Regions from separate parts of the Homo sapiens genome. Here all the other regions are linked to region 1. A link is a contact called in ENCODE Hi-C or POLR2A ChIA-PET data. All regions are on one chromosome and are shown on one strand. Each heading gives the region's core, a stretch centred on a gene start or an enhancer-like site at or near the end of the contact. The rest is flanking DNA. Distances are from core to core; before and after follow the strand shown.

Region 1 (3,557 bases), core at 395-2,894:
CAGGCATGGTGGTAGGTGCTTGTAATCCCAGCTACTCGGGAAGCTGAGACAGGTGAATCCCTTTAACCTGGGAGGCGGAGGTTGCCGTAAACCGAGATCGCACCACTGCACTCCAGCCTGGGTGACGGAGTGAGTTCGTCTCAAAAAACTAAAACAAAACAAAACAAAAACAAAAAGAAAGTTCTAGTAAATCACTGTACATAGAAGTACCATCTGATTCACATCCATAATTTAAAGTTTTTATTAGCTACCTTAAAAAAATAAGCAGGTCATATTAATTTTAATAGTATCTAACTCAATATATCCAAAATAGTATCATTTCAACATGTAATCATTGTAACAATTATTGATGAACTATATTACATCTTTTTTGTTTTGTGCTAAGTCTATAAAATCTTGTAGTATTTTGCACTTGTACTACATCTCAGTTTGGACAAGCCACATTTCAAGTGCTCTATAGTCATGTGGATAGTACGGTTCTAATGCAATTCTGCAATTCAGGTGTCAGAATAATATAGTGGGGCAGAAGTTTGGAGTCATTGACTTCCTGAGTCCAAATTTTGGCTCTTGAACTTACTGGTTGTCAATGACCTCTAGCCAAAAACCACCAGGAACAAATGGGGTTGATTGCTTGTTGGAGGGAGAAGACACACCATTGGGAATGGTGAGGTGTCTGGGTAAAGGGATGTTCGGACAGTTTTATTATAGGATTTGTGTTTGTGTTAGGTGACCTGGGAGAGCTTAAGGAAGAGAGGCTCTCCTGTGGACTGGATGTTGTCAGGAAATGCGTATAATTCTAAGGTTGCATATCTTAATAAATCTTATCTAAATGGAGGAAGACTAGATAGCGGTTAACATTATAATTAATAAAGAAATAAGAGTCACTCATATTAGCCAGGATAGGGGGATGTTTGGTAATTTCTGTGGCTTGTACATCGCTCATATTTTGGCCGTGTTTAGATGTGATTATGGAGTGGCCTCGTCTGATGTTTATGTTCCACAGGAAGCAAACACTTCCTAGCAACACCAAAGCTCAGCTGATAGTACCAGGCAGCTCCTGGAGATCAAGGGCTGCTTTTCTCCCTCTCATAGCTGTGCAACCTTAAGGTAGTGATCAAACTTCTCTGGTTGTTTTCTCATCTCTAAAATGGGAATACAAGAGCATCTATTTCATCTCTTAAAATTATCAGTATTAAATGAGATGCAAAGACACTGAGTTAATGCCTGGTATATGGTCACCACTCAGTGCTATCTATTGTAGTTCAAAGATTCTAAGATGCACTATATTTTTTCACATTTTAACATTTCTGAAAGTGTGTGCCTTTCAAACAATGGCTTCTTCAAATGGATGAAATGTAGTATTGTAATTTCTGAAATCTCTGGTTTGGGGGACAATTCCTTGTCCCCTCCAGGTGCTCAATTTATTCCTGGGTGAATGGCTTTACTTTTAAACCTTCCTTACTTTCCCCATTTCTCCGCAGGCGCCCCGTGGCATCCTCTCCCAGCCACAGACTTTCAGCTTGCGCGGCATCCCCAGGCAATACGGGCGGTGCGGCGGCAGCACTCGGGGGCTTACGGCGGCGCGGCGCCCAAGAGGCCCCAGCAGCCGAAGGGAAACCGGCGCGTCCCCCGCCCGCCCAGGCGTCAGCTGATGGGCTGCCTGCCGAGGAGGCCGCAGCAGTCGCCGCGCGAACATGGCGGCCGAAATCCACTCCAGGCCGCAGAGCAGCCGCCCGGTGCTGCTGAGCAAGATCGAGGGGCACCAGGACGCCGTCACGGCCGCGCTGCTCATCCCCAAGGAGGACGGCGTGATCACGGCCAGCGAGGACAGGTAGGGCCCGGGCGCAGCCGGGGCGGCCCGAACTCCGCGACGACGGGGTGTGGGGGCGGTGGGGTCCGCGGCCCCGGTCCTTCCTGCGTGAGGGGGCTCCCCCGGCAGCACGGCCCCACCCCCACTCTGCGCCCCTTAGCTCCGCCGGGTTCCCGGTTCCCTCCCGCCGGTCCTCCAGCCTCGACTTGCACCTTTCCAGCCTGGGACCCCGGTCTCGCCGCGCCCCTCCAGCCCGGATCCCCTGTCCCACCGCGCCCCTCCAGCCCGGGAACTCCGTCTCACCGCGCCGCCCAAGCCCGGGACCCTTGTTCCAACGTGTCTTTCCAGCCCAGGACCCCTGTTCCAGTGCGCCCTACCGCGCCCCTCCCAGCCCACCTCGCCCCTCCTGCTCAGGACCCCTGTTCCAATGCTCCCCAACGCGCCCCTCCAGTCCGGGACCCTTGTCCCACTGCGCCCGTCCATCCCGGGAGCTCCGTCCCACCGCGCCCCTCTAGCCCGGATCTTCTGTCCCACTGCGCCCCTCCAGCCCGGGAACTCTGTCCCACCGCGCCACTCAAGCCCGGGACCCCGGTTCCAGTGCGCCCCAACGCACCTCTCCAGCCCAGGACCTCTGTCTCACCGCGCCCCTCCAGCGCGGGAACTCTGTCTCACCGCGCTGCTCAAGCCGGGGACCCCTGTTCCAGTGCGCACCAACGCGCCCCTCCCAGCCCACCGCGCTCCTCCAACCAGGGAACCCCGACCTGCGGTGTCGCACTAGCCTGGGACCTTCGTCCCGGTCTCTCTCCCTGGCGGGGTTTAGCCTGGTACTCGGAAGGTGTTTCTTGGCCCTCCCGGGTCAGTTCCAAATCGTCTCCTCTGGAAGCGTGGAGGACCGGCGGCTGGTCACTGCGGACCCTGGTGCCCGGGGCTTGCTTCTTTGCGAGGAACTCCAGCCGCCTTCGCTCTCTTCCTCCCCCTGTACTCAGGGATTTCACGCCACGCCAGGCCTCTAGATCAGTTATTTTTGCCACGGCTGCTAGAATCACCTGAACTCTTATTTACTAAATAGGTTTTTGTGAAAGTGACTCATTTTTAAAAATATTTGGATGCATTTATTTTAAAAGGAAATCTTATTTATTAGGAAAACTAACATTACTCACCAGACAGAGTAAACTAATAACTAAAACATGTTAATTGGCATGCACACAGAGTCCTCTCTTGCACTGTGACATCTTGCATTGGACGCCCACCATGCTTTTGGGAAACACTGATTGGGTCCAGTTTTCTCATTTCTCCTAAGAGGAAGCCGAGGCTGGTGGAGGTGTAGCTTGCTGCTAAGTTACAGAGATACTGGTGAAGCCGGAAATGCAATCCAGAACTCCCACCAGCTCTGGGCCTGAGTGATTGGATTGGAACAGTATTTATGATTCGACTTTAAACTTTAGCGTCTTTCAAATCCTAAAGGTTTACAATGTCAGTAGCTTTCCGGTGGGAATTTGAAGGAAATGACTGATGTTTATTGAATGAAACTGTGTTTCCTTGATGCAATGAGCCGTCTTAAATAGGGATAGTCCACAAGTCCAAAAGCTTTCTGGAGGATGGAAGGTACTGCTATTCTCTTAAAGCTGAAGGCGTGGTCTCTAGCCTTTTGTAATTATACCTTTTGAAGTGACATTGACCCTATCCTGAATGGGAAGAAAAAGCCTGAAGCCCCCAACTCCTGTTGGTCCTTTGGATTTTGCTTTTG
Region 2 (3,557 bases), core at 380-2,879, 1.6 Mb after region 1:
CTCACCTTGCCCCCGATGAGGGGCGGATCATGCCATGGCAGCGCCGGCGAGCGACAGCGGCGGCAGCCAGCAGAGCCCAAGCAGCAGCCCCGGGAGCCGGGAGGGAGCTGGGGTCGCCGCGAAGGGAGCCCCGGACTGCGGAGACGCAGGAGCCCGGGACGCAGCGGAGACGGTCTCCGGCCTCCCTCCGCTTGAGGACTACGAGTGCAAAATCTGCTACAACTACTTCGACGCGGACCGGCGCGCGCCCAAGCTGCTGGCGTGCTTGCACACCTTCTGCCAGGAGTGCCTGAGCCAGCTGCAGCTCCGCGCCGCCGCCGCCGCCGCCGCTGCCGCCGCGCCTGAGCGCCCGCCGCGCCCGCCGCCCTGGCTCTGCCCGCCCGGCGCCATCGCGTGCCCGGTGTGCCGCCACCGCACGCCGCTGCCCGACAGCCGCGTGCACGGCCTGCCCAACAACACCAAGCTAGCCGAGGCCTTCCCGCTGGCTTTGCGCGCAGCGCACGACCCGCTGCCCCAGGACCGCCTCCCGCCGCTGCCCGCGCGCCTGCCCGCGCCCGCTGCTGCCCCGCCGCCCACCCCGGCCCCGCCACCGCCGCCCTCCCCCGCCCCACCGCAGCCGCCGCCGCCGCCGCCTGCCGAGGACGCGGCCCCCGGGCCTCGAGCCCGCCCCGGCCTGCGCGCCCCGGGCGCCTACGACAGCTGCCAGAACTGCAAGCGCGCGGCGCTCACCGCTGGCTGCGTGTGCGTGGTCTTCTCCTTCCTCTCCATGGTGGTGCTGCTCTTCACCGGCCTCATCTTCGTCAACCACTACGGCGGCGGGGGAACCCCCGGAGGCGGGGCGCCCCCTGGCGAGGCACCGGCCACCGGGTCGCCCTCGCCCTCGCCCGTGGGGCCCATCTGCCTGTCGGTGGCCAGCATCCTGGCACTCTTCTCGGTCGTTGTCACCTGGGTCATCTGCTGGCTCAAGTATCGGCCCGAGGGTGCGGCCGCGGGCTCGACGGGGGGCAGCGGCGGCGGCGGCGGCCCGAGGGCACGGGCTGCGGCGGGCGGCGCGCGGAGGAGCGACACATAGCCGGGCCACGCCGCGGAACCGGCGCCTGCACCTCCAGCCCCGCGTGGCGGGAGAAGAGGGGGCCTCTGGCTCGGTGCGCTCGAGCTTCTGCACCCTCTCCCTGCTGCCCCCGGGCTCTCCTGGACTCACACTCTCTCCCAACTCGGCCACTGAGGAGCCTCGGTTTTCTGTCCCTCGGGCTTCTGTCGCCCCTCGCCCTTCGCGCTGGGCCAGAGAGGGAAACTGAACAGGAAGGGATGTTGGTGGGGGGGGGGGGTCTCTTTTGCCTGGACTGTGCAAAATTGACCTCCGCGTTATGCACCACCCTCGTCCTCGTCAGAATGTGCGGCCATCCCTCCCTAGAGCACAAAGATCTGCAGAGACGAAGCAAGGGGAGGGGGAGCCCCACCGCCCCGCCTGAAAGCTGGTTTTCTGGCCGCCAGGACTTGAGAGTTTCTTTAAAGGTGCAGCTGCGCGCGTGCACACGTGCATCTGTGGCGGCTGTGAATGGACTTGAATTGCCCGGAGGAAGAATGAATGGGATGTAAACGTGAGAGGAAAAGGATTTCCTGCTTCCTAGCGGTCCTGGAAAGGGAGAGATCCTGAGCGCTGAGAGTGACGGACACTCCCCGCCGGCACAGCGCGGGCGTGCCCGGAGCTCAGGCAGCAGCTGGGCGCGATGGGGCAGGTGCACGGCGCGCGTGCGCGATCGGAGCCGACTCGGAGTGGCCGAGGCTGCGGCGCGCCCAGGGCGGTGGGCCCTGTTGCCCATGGCCGGGTGTTGTCTGGAGCAGAGCCTAGAAGTCTCATCTCCTGGAAGCTTGTGGTTGTTTTATTCACGGTGTTACTGCCAGGAAGTCTTCTGTAACTAGACTCAGGGAGCTTAAAGAGCCTGTTCTCCCTTCTCTCAAAAGTGGCTTACGGTTGCCCCCACCTGGAAGATATTGAAAGCTATTCACACAGAATATAAACTAGATTTTCTCCTTCCCCTCGCCTTTTTTTCTTAATTTCATTTAACATATAATTTATTTTTGAATATATAAATCTGGAAATTTTTGTGCATTAAGATTTCCAGAAAATTGTTTGATAAGCAGTGACATTATTCCCATACCTCGAGTCCAAATACATTTCGAAATTAGGAGCAGAAAATAAAAGCCTGTTGGTAATTGATTCAATATTTTATACTGTGAAATAACTAATGACTTTTAATTATCTGATAAAATATAAACTAGTGCCCAAACATGAAATCAACTAACTGAAGGTCTTTCTGCCTTTGGCTACAAAAGATATATATCGTATACACTTATTAGAAAGTATTATATGATTTTGAATTTAGCTGTTTGATATTGTTGGAATTACTGAAATGTTCACATACAGTCACATGAGATGAAAAAGAATATATATCTATCTGATTTTGTAACTACAAAGATGAATTGCCAGTATATGTTGCAAGTGGGTTAGATGCCTTTTTTTTTAAGAAGGAAAACTGTTCCAAATGTATTTTATATGAAAACATTCTTTATTCCATCTTTTGAAATTTGGAATAAGACAAAGTTTTCATGCTTAAAAATCACAGAATCTACTGAAGGTATGCTATTATTCCTCGAGTATTTATGCAAGCTGTCTGCATGATATCCTGACACTATTCTATTAATTGAACTTGAATCGAGCATTTGTATCTATCATAGGAGTGAAGTAATTTATTGGCCATTGATAAGTGGTTTGGCTGCAATGTAGAAACTACAGTATGAAGTGTTTTATGTCTGCATTGTCTTAATAATAAAAACAAGAGGTATTTATAGAAATATCTATTTTCATGACATTAATTTCATGGTAAAATTGCTCCATTATTTGTGTGGCACTTCTCTTCCTTAAATACATGTCCCCTTCTAAATCCAAATTTCACATTTTTAAATGGGGCTGAGAGAGAAATAACTCACACATGGAAATGTGCGTTGCTAAGATGGGCATTTAGTGGGATTATTTCTAGGAATAATGACCCTGGAAGGCCCAGTGAGATCTGTTGTATTCTGAAGAGAGAAGTAACTTACATATTTACTACCACAATGTCCACTAAAACTAAACTCTGTTGTCAGACTTTGTTCTTGCCTTCTATGAAATGTTTTTAGGTTTCTATTACTAAAAGTCACTTTTCAGAACTTAGTTTTAATTTATTTATACCCCCATGTCTTGTGTTTTACTTCTATATCCATTTTTACCTCTTATTCATTCTTTATTTACCTCCATTACTAAGATTCTGTTTGCACTAAAAACTGTTGAGTTGCACAAGTGCAGCTACACATGTATATATGTATGTATTAGGTTTATGTTTAAAGATATATTATGTATAAAATATATGCATACTGGTAACAACTTGGCTTTGTGGCTGTAACCATTGTACATGTGTACACACACATGAGTTTTTTATGTGTGCTAAACTGGCAACCTAGAAGTCTGTCTAAGGTTACTTTGGGCACCAGGTTTCTTTTTAGAGTTTATTTGTGCT
Region 3 (3,557 bases), core at 716-3,215, 1.5 Mb after region 1:
TAGCTTGCTTTTAAAGGTCAAGAGGATCCAACTGTGGAGTTTAAAGTTAAGTTACCAGGGGTGATGTTTAAAACAGTTTGAGAAGCACTGGTGGAACAATTCACTCTTTTTCAGCTTCCTGAATTAGAGAAACAGGGTAGAAGCTTGTGAAGAGAGCAACAGAAAGCAACTCACGTGTCTACCTGTGGGTGTAAACAGTGTGTGCACCGAATATGTCACGGCACGTTTCAGCCATGGGACTGTTTTTTGTTTGTTTGTTTGTTTGTTTTGGTCTTTTTTTTTTTTTTTTTTTTTTTTTGAGACGGAGTCTCGCTCAGTCGCCCTGGCTGGAGTGCAGTGGCGTGATCTTGGCTCACTGCAACCTCCGCCTCAAGCTATTCTCCTGTCTTAGCCTCCGGAGTAGCTGGAACTACAGGCCGCACCACCACGCCCAGCTGATTTCTTATCCCCCCTACTCTGCCCCGTTTTTAAGACAAGGCAAGAGAAAAAAGAGGGGTTCTCATACTCATCTATAGGTTACCGGAATGTCACATGGGATAAAGAAGGAACAATAAAGAGGAAAAAATACAGAGGAGGATTTCTCTGGAGTAGAACACACAACCACCCTCACCCTCCCAAACAAATTCTGTAATCCAATGCCTATAATATTCCATTCCACACAGAAGCCAGGTTCTTCGTAATTCCTCAGTTACTACATCTAGAAATTTACACGTAAGTAAAGGCCACCTTTCTTTCACCAAAACCTTCTAGGAAGAACAAAATGTGGCTGTGTACAAGGAATTCGAATTATTAATACGTTTATTTCTGTTCTCCTGCGCCACACTTTTGACTTTGCCGAGGGAAAAGGCAGGTGCTGCCAGTGCTCCCGGTAGACATGCGTCCCCAGAAGCCAAGTGCAGCCCGTCTGGTCCCTGCTGCCTAAAGTCCCTGTGCACTGCGACGACGACGCACGCTGGTTCCCCCCAAGCCGCAGTGGGTTGTATAACCACGCTTTGAACACCTAGCGGGAGCGTAGCGAGCTTCCCTCCCAGAAGCATCTGTTAGAAGTCACTGGTGTCGGTCCATAAAAGACCCACCAGGCAGGAGGGACCCCCAGACTCTGGGGGAGGGCAAGCGAGAGTTGCTGTTAAGACATCATCGCCGGGGGTAGTGCAGGGAGGTTGTAAATCTCTCTAGGAGCTGTGTGAGCCCCAAGTTCTGTGCCCAGAGCTGGCGGTGCAGCGCGGTGAGGAGCGCGCTGAGCCCGGCTGCACCCGCATTTGTGCGCATCAGGGAAGGGGGATGGGCGGAAATGCAAGAATACGGGGGTGGGGGGGAGTCTAAGAACGTCTCCCCGGGGAAGTGCCAAGGACATCCCCGCTCCTCCGTTCCATTACGTAACTCTTACATATTTGCTGGCATCTACGTGAATTTAACTACTTTTGAAAGTGGGAAGTCTCTAAATGGACTGCATTGAAAGCGTCTGGGGATATCTCAATAGACCCGGTTGCCCCTGGCAGCGTTGGAGGGTGGCATCCTGGTTACTGGAAGGCCAGGCCTCCCCGTCCGCTCGCAGCGGCGGGAGCCGGGTCACTGCCGGGGACGGCGCCCTCTCGGCCCGGCCGGCCCCGCGTGGCGGAGTCGCAGGGACCCGCACGTCCGCAGCCGCCCCCTCCCCGTACCCGGCGAACACCTGCCCATGGTTACCTCCGGCGCCGCGGCTCTGCGCAGCCCGTTGGCCGGAGCCTCGCCGCCCTTGCCGTTGGCTGCGGGGAGATGCTCGACCCCGGGGACCCGCGCCGCGCGCTCCGTGGGGTCCGCGCCGTTCTCCCGGGGGCCTTCATCCGGAGCGGGGAAGAGCCCGCAGCGGCGCTGGAAGCGGGCGACGAGCTGGGAATCCTGCAGGCTCCGCAGCAGCTCGGCCATGGTGTGCCCGGGGCCGCGCTCCGCCGCCGCTGCCACGCCGGGCCGGTGCCCTCCGCTGGCACCGCCACTCCCGCCTCGCCCCCGCCGATCCCGCACTCCGGGCGGAGGCCGGGCGGGCGGGGCCCCGGGCCCAGCCAACAGGTGCGCCGCCCGGGTCCTAGCGCCCGCCCAGGTGTCTGCCTCCACCTTGCGCAACGCGTCCCCCTTTCTCTCCGTCCCGGAGGGCTTGGGCGGCCCCGGGCGGCCACGGGGGCAGGACCGCCTGTAACTGGACGGAGGAGTGCCGATCTCCGAACTGCGCCTCTCTTCTCCCGGCGCCCCCAACCCCCCACCCCACCTTCTTCCCCCGGCAGACGTAACACTAATGGGAGCGGCCGAGCGCGCGTGCACCTGCGGCCGCTCCCATTAGCCCATCCTTTTGGGCTCAGGCTGATCCCACAGTGACCTTCCTTGCAACTCTGAGCCCAAGGTGAAGTCGGATTTCCTCCCACGCCAGCTCCCCACAGCCAGCCACGTACTCTCACCTTCCTGCAAGACTAGTTCCCAGTAAATACAGCGAGCCCCCCAGGGAGAATTCCCAAGTTCTTTCCAAACTGCGTGATGCAACGTCTCCCTAGAGGTCCGAACACCCTTGAGCTTGCTCAAGTACCCAGGAGGTTCAAAGTGGGCCCTGAGTCATCTTCCGCGTCGCTGCCCCTGCCCTTCTGATTTGGCAACTGGGGAACATTTTCAGGTGGGTGGGAAGGAAAGTCCCTTCTGGGTTTTCCGCATTGAGAACAAAGATGCTTACCGCTTTCTCCTACTTCTTTCTTTCCGCTCTGCCTCTCTTTAAGCAATGACACTGGGAAAACCCCACCAGACCATTTAGGGAGTTTAAACGAGAAGAGAACAAAGTGCTGGAGGACTGGGGACAGGATTAGGTATCTCATTGCACCTGCACCTGCTTTAGAGCACTCAGCAGAAGATAGCAAAGGAAACATCCTGCAGGCCGGCCTTGGTTTTCCCTCCTCCCTCCTACATTTCCCTCCTGGGCTCAGAGATCCCTTGGGAGGCAACAATCAAATTAGGCCCAGGTGATCAGTCTGCAACAAAAGTGCAATTCAACCCCGTCTTTCGTTTGCAGCAGAAACCTGCATGTTTCCTGATTGTCCATGCAAAGCCTACTAAGAATTTGGTTGCACAAATGATTAATGAACACCTGTCAATGCCTTATTTATTCAGTTGTCCTTTTAGGCCTGAATGTCTTTGGGATGTGACTTTCCAGGATGATGTAGTCCCCTTCATGCCCTAGTTTCTACTTTTCTTGCTTCTCAGTCCTGTCTGGAGAGCAAAGTCAAGGGGACTGAGAGAATGCTGAAGCTCTTAAGGGAAACCATTTTCCTCTTACAGAAGACACGCAGAGTTATTGTCATGTCTGGCGGGATCACACACAGAAATGTCCGGCCCAGGAGGTGGAAGCATCTCTCCACAATGCTTCTGGCTGTCATTTACAGGTGTGAGGCAAAACCCTGTGGTTTGGTTTTAGAAGCTGGAGCTGTGATCGTTGGGGACCTGTTCTGCTTATGTGTTAAAGAAATATGTTTTCCTGTGAAGGCACTTGCATCATGTGTCTCCCGAATTTAGTGCTTCGATTTTTCTTTCTACCAGTTAGG
Region 4 (3,557 bases), core at 426-2,925, 1.0 Mb after region 1:
GGCCCTTGCAGACTATATGCTTGCATGTGGACCAACTAATTAGGAGGAAATCAGAGGCAGATTTTATCAGATTGAAGATAATGTTATTACATAAATCAGACTATAGATCTGCATATAACCGGTTTCACGTTATGCCATAAAAACCATTCCATGACACTATAGACCAGCCTCATCCTAAAATCATTTGCATATTTGGTGTGGTAGAAATATTGTTACCAATGTTTAAAAGAATAACCTGAGCAAAGTTAATGAGGAGAAATTAGGCACAACTGTCTAAGTTAATGCAAAACACACAAAGATGCCAAATGTTTATGTAAAGAAAGCTTTAACTGGTTTTGTTACAGGATTACACACAGAGACAAAAGTATGCTATGATAAAGTTACATATACCCACAAATATTGACTGGCAGTCAAAGATGGGGTGGGTGAGGGAGGTTAGTTTCTGAAACACAGCATGATACAACTCTTCCTCCCACAATTATTGGATTAAATGTTGGCACAAAGTTTAGATATTTCTGCCACATTGTAGATTCTACCCCATTAATTTTGATGCCAAATTTCAATTTACCACCTCTATTCAAGATTTTATGCTGTATGAATATTTTGGAATTTAAAATGCTGACAGTATATCTTCTGGGCAGTCAGAACCAAAAAGGAGGAATGGAAAGGAGGAATTCGGGAAGGGTTAGGGGAAAGTTAGAATATAAAAAGGCTAGGAAATAGATTATTAACAGAATTTCTAGAATAAAAAGTTTTCCTTTGGTTAGGTTGTTAGGTCAGGATGGAAAATTCCCCAAACTCCTTCTTCAAGTATTTCAGGAATGTCAATGAAAGTTTCACTTTTACAGGAACAGCTTTTCTTAAAAACCAAAACCAAAAAAAAAAAAAAAAAAAGCCAATATATTAAGAGCTTTAATATCAGAAACTTCAACTTTTATAGATCTTTATTCTTCAAACTTTATGTCAAATTACAAATAAATAGTCCATACCATGTAGCTCTTTATGATACACGTCTTCAGGCAGAAAACAGCAACAACCAAGAACACATCGGAAATGAACTCACAGTAAATAACCAATTTTAAGTAGAGAAAGGATATATGACATTTCAGTGTGGTCCAATATGTACACTGTTTAAAAGCGGATCCCCCTGTAAAACATCACAGATGTACATAATTCTTATGGGAAAAAAAGAGCCCACACATCAGAGATTTTTAAAAGTTTTTTCAAAGTTGTATCACAGGGACTGGTTGTTTAAAAATGGCAAAATCTTGAGTATTTTAGCAGCAAACAAGTAAGTTATTCCAGGTTAATCTATTTTTAAACGTTGCTGAAAAAGTTGCAAGCTTTAGAGAACATTATAAATATCAAATCCACTACTGAAAAGCAAAGTAGTATTTAGAAAGTAGATACTACTTTCAGGTTTGTTCTGTGTCAGCAAAAACTTTTTCATGAAGTTTCTGCTAAGAAGGATGTCAGTGGAGGAGCAGTGGGGAAATAAATGGAGGTGGCCACCAGTCTTGGCTCTAAGTTGCTAAACTTACTGGAACATGTAATGCTTACGAATTCTTCATAGAGCTTAGTTTATTCCCAGTAAACAATAGTTCTTAAGAACCATTCTTTTAGATCTGTATCTTATTGTCAGATATTTGTATTAGATTTAGCAATTTGAAATTCCTTAAAATTTTGCTCCCCAAATATCTCCTGGTTAAACCAGTATTTCTTATATGAGTCATAATTGAGTGGTTTTTTCATTGAACAGTTTTTTCCTCTTGAAAGGGTAATTTTAGAGGATATTATTTTTTAAGTCACTAAAGATAGTTTTGCTTACAGACAAATTTGTTTAAAAGGGGACTCTACTTAATTTCACTTTCTACTGTGGCATTTGACACCTGGCATCTGACATTTTAGGACTGAAAGGAATTATAAACTTCATATGAGAAAACAAACGAAACTAAATAGAGTTTAAGCCTGCCTCATTAGATGGTTCCATCAGTGATCAGCTACATAATTCATCTGACACTATTTCAAGTCACAATTATCAGTATCTCTCCTTTGAAGCATTCACACTTTTTTCCTAGATACAATCTCCTTTTTTTAATCATCTGAAAGCAAACAATTATTCTAAAGACAAGGCATCAGAAACAAATTCTCTCCGCCCACTGAGATTTAATTTTTAGATCACAGCATCCTCATATAGAAGTTCCATTCAATATTTTTACTTCTTCTTGGCAGTTATCCCAAACATTAATATTTAATTATGAAAAGAGAAAAGCATTCAAAACATAATACAAATATACAATACAAGAAAAGTTGAAAACAAAAAACACTGTATTGCAATGTCTCCACATACGATGTTTGTGATGCAACCAAACACACACTACACAGTCCTGGCTGCTCCTAACACTCCCCTTACTTTACACAGACCTAGGTTCATCTTTTTTTTTGTTTTTGTTTTTTTTTTTTTTGATTTTTGCCTTTTGATGCCTACAGTAACTGAGAATCAACAAAGTAACTAGTCTGACATGAAAAATGTGGTGCCTATGATTTAAGTCCTGATTTGAGCACATCTTAATTGGTGCACTATTGCTTTTGATAATCCAGATATAACAACAGACAAGCAGTAATAAATGAAGAGACTATGTATCACACAAGCAAGGTTTCTGAATTACAAATAACTTCAACAATGACATCAAAACCTATGAATTAAATCTTAACTCACGCGGTTATAAAGTTAAATTCTCATGTGTCTTAGTGAGAATGCTATCATCAAATACATTCTAAATTCTTTCATTTTTTAGTGTACAAAGGTTATGGGAGAAAGGATAAGGTGCTTTTTAAATAAGCTACCACTGACTCACACACATCCATACACGCATCAGTGCAAACTAGGAAAAACACTAATTTTAAAATGAAATAATGATTATCTAGACTAAAAGGAGACTTTGAGATAGAATAATTTTCCATGACTAATTTGTTTACAAATATAGATAACTCAATGTACATATAGTCAACGAAATATTCAAAGAATAACTTTATATACTCTTGTTCTTTAAATTCTATCCTCTCTTTCAGAATTCTTCCATTTAAGTTTGGGTATTTTCCTAGTTTCAACAGATGAACAGAAGACTTCATTGAACATTTTGACAGTAAGCTACTAGAGACCAATTATCAACTGGTGCTACACATGCTGTGTTATCTCCCTTACTATTAAACTATAACCCTCTCTTGCTATTTTGTTTCATGCATCACCAACCAAACTTCATTTTTTCTAATAAAAAATAAATATATAAAGAAGACACTGACAGGCATATATTCACAAGATCTCAACTTCTTAAAACATAAGTATGGGTATATTTATTTCTCTCAAATGCATACAAGACAATAATTACACAGCAACAAATCTTTTGTTCAACAATGATTTGATTCATAAGCATTTGAAATTTACATAATTTCATATCAATACCCTTGTATTTTTAAATACAGTAAGTAAAAAAGCCCCCAAATAACCAATTCTTATATTTCCTATTTATCCCTCTATACATCCAAACTTTTAAAAA

What was found. A loop is a pair of places that touch in the nucleus more often than their neighbours do. ChIA-PET counts read pairs that join two places held with the same protein, here RNA polymerase II (POLR2A). Pooled maps may share reads with other maps.
Region 2: a map with no recorded cell type shows a loop between it and region 1 (6-fold over the local background). The contact joins the promoter of CT75 here to the promoter of WDFY1 in region 1. A Hi-C loop is called at or near these places in 2 of 37 single-sample maps with no recorded cell type and 1 of 50 pooled maps.
Region 3: a loop to region 1 is called in a pooled map, with 7 times the contacts of the local background. The contact joins the promoter of SGPP2 here to the promoter of WDFY1 in region 1. A Hi-C loop is called at or near these places in 14 of 37 single-sample maps with no recorded cell type and 10 of 50 pooled maps. POLR2A ChIA-PET finds 5 or more read pairs at or near these places in 1 of 52 experiments (activated T-cell).
Region 4: a loop to region 1 is called in a pooled map, with 4 times the contacts of the local background. The contact joins the enhancer-like site here to the promoter of WDFY1 in region 1. A Hi-C loop is called at or near these places in 2 of 50 pooled maps.

What each region holds. Positions count from the first base shown.
Region 1 is chr2:223,943,422-223,946,978 of GRCh38, reverse strand. It overlaps WDFY1 (WD repeat and FYVE domain containing 1), which reads left to right and starts at 1,644. Exons shown (of 12, transcript NM_020830.5): 1 at 1,644-1,831. The coding sequence starts at 1,695. It overlaps LOC124907989 (a long non-coding RNA gene), which reads right to left. Exons shown (of 2, transcript XR_007088100.1): 1 at 2,572-3,557. RefSeq lists a silencer at 1,893-2,072 and enhancers at 2,643-2,702, 2,713-2,832.
Region 2 is chr2:222,316,543-222,320,099 of GRCh38, reverse strand. It overlaps CT75 (cancer/testis associated transcript 75), which reads right to left and starts at 1,629. Exons shown (of 4, transcript NR_136642.1): 1 at 730-1,629. It overlaps RNF228 (ring finger protein 228), which reads left to right. Exons shown (of 1, transcript NM_001395871.1): 1 at 1-3,557. The coding sequence starts at 35. The coding sequence ends at 1,072. RefSeq lists silencers at 1-74, 715-1,044 and enhancers at 1,515-1,564, 1,341-1,936.
Region 3 is chr2:222,422,951-222,426,507 of GRCh38, reverse strand. It overlaps SGPP2 (sphingosine-1-phosphate phosphatase 2), which reads right to left and starts at 1,965. Exons shown (of 5, transcript NM_152386.4): 1 at 1,687-1,965. The coding sequence starts at 1,905. RefSeq lists enhancers at 972-1,031, 1,082-1,231, 2,422-2,721 and silencers at 1,532-1,581, 1,592-1,821, 1,912-2,261.
Region 4 is chr2:222,941,994-222,945,550 of GRCh38, reverse strand. ACSL3 (acyl-CoA synthetase long chain family member 3) reads right to left here. Exons shown (of 17, transcript NM_004457.5): 17 at 912-3,557. Among named protein-coding and RNA genes, the nearest start is that of ACSL3-AS1, 24 kb to the right of the region's middle. RefSeq lists a silencer at 1,380-1,529. Within about 2 kb of position 1,675, at least 2 of the 41 ENCODE cell types and tissues checked have a DNase peak (open chromatin) inside an H3K27ac peak, as active enhancers do.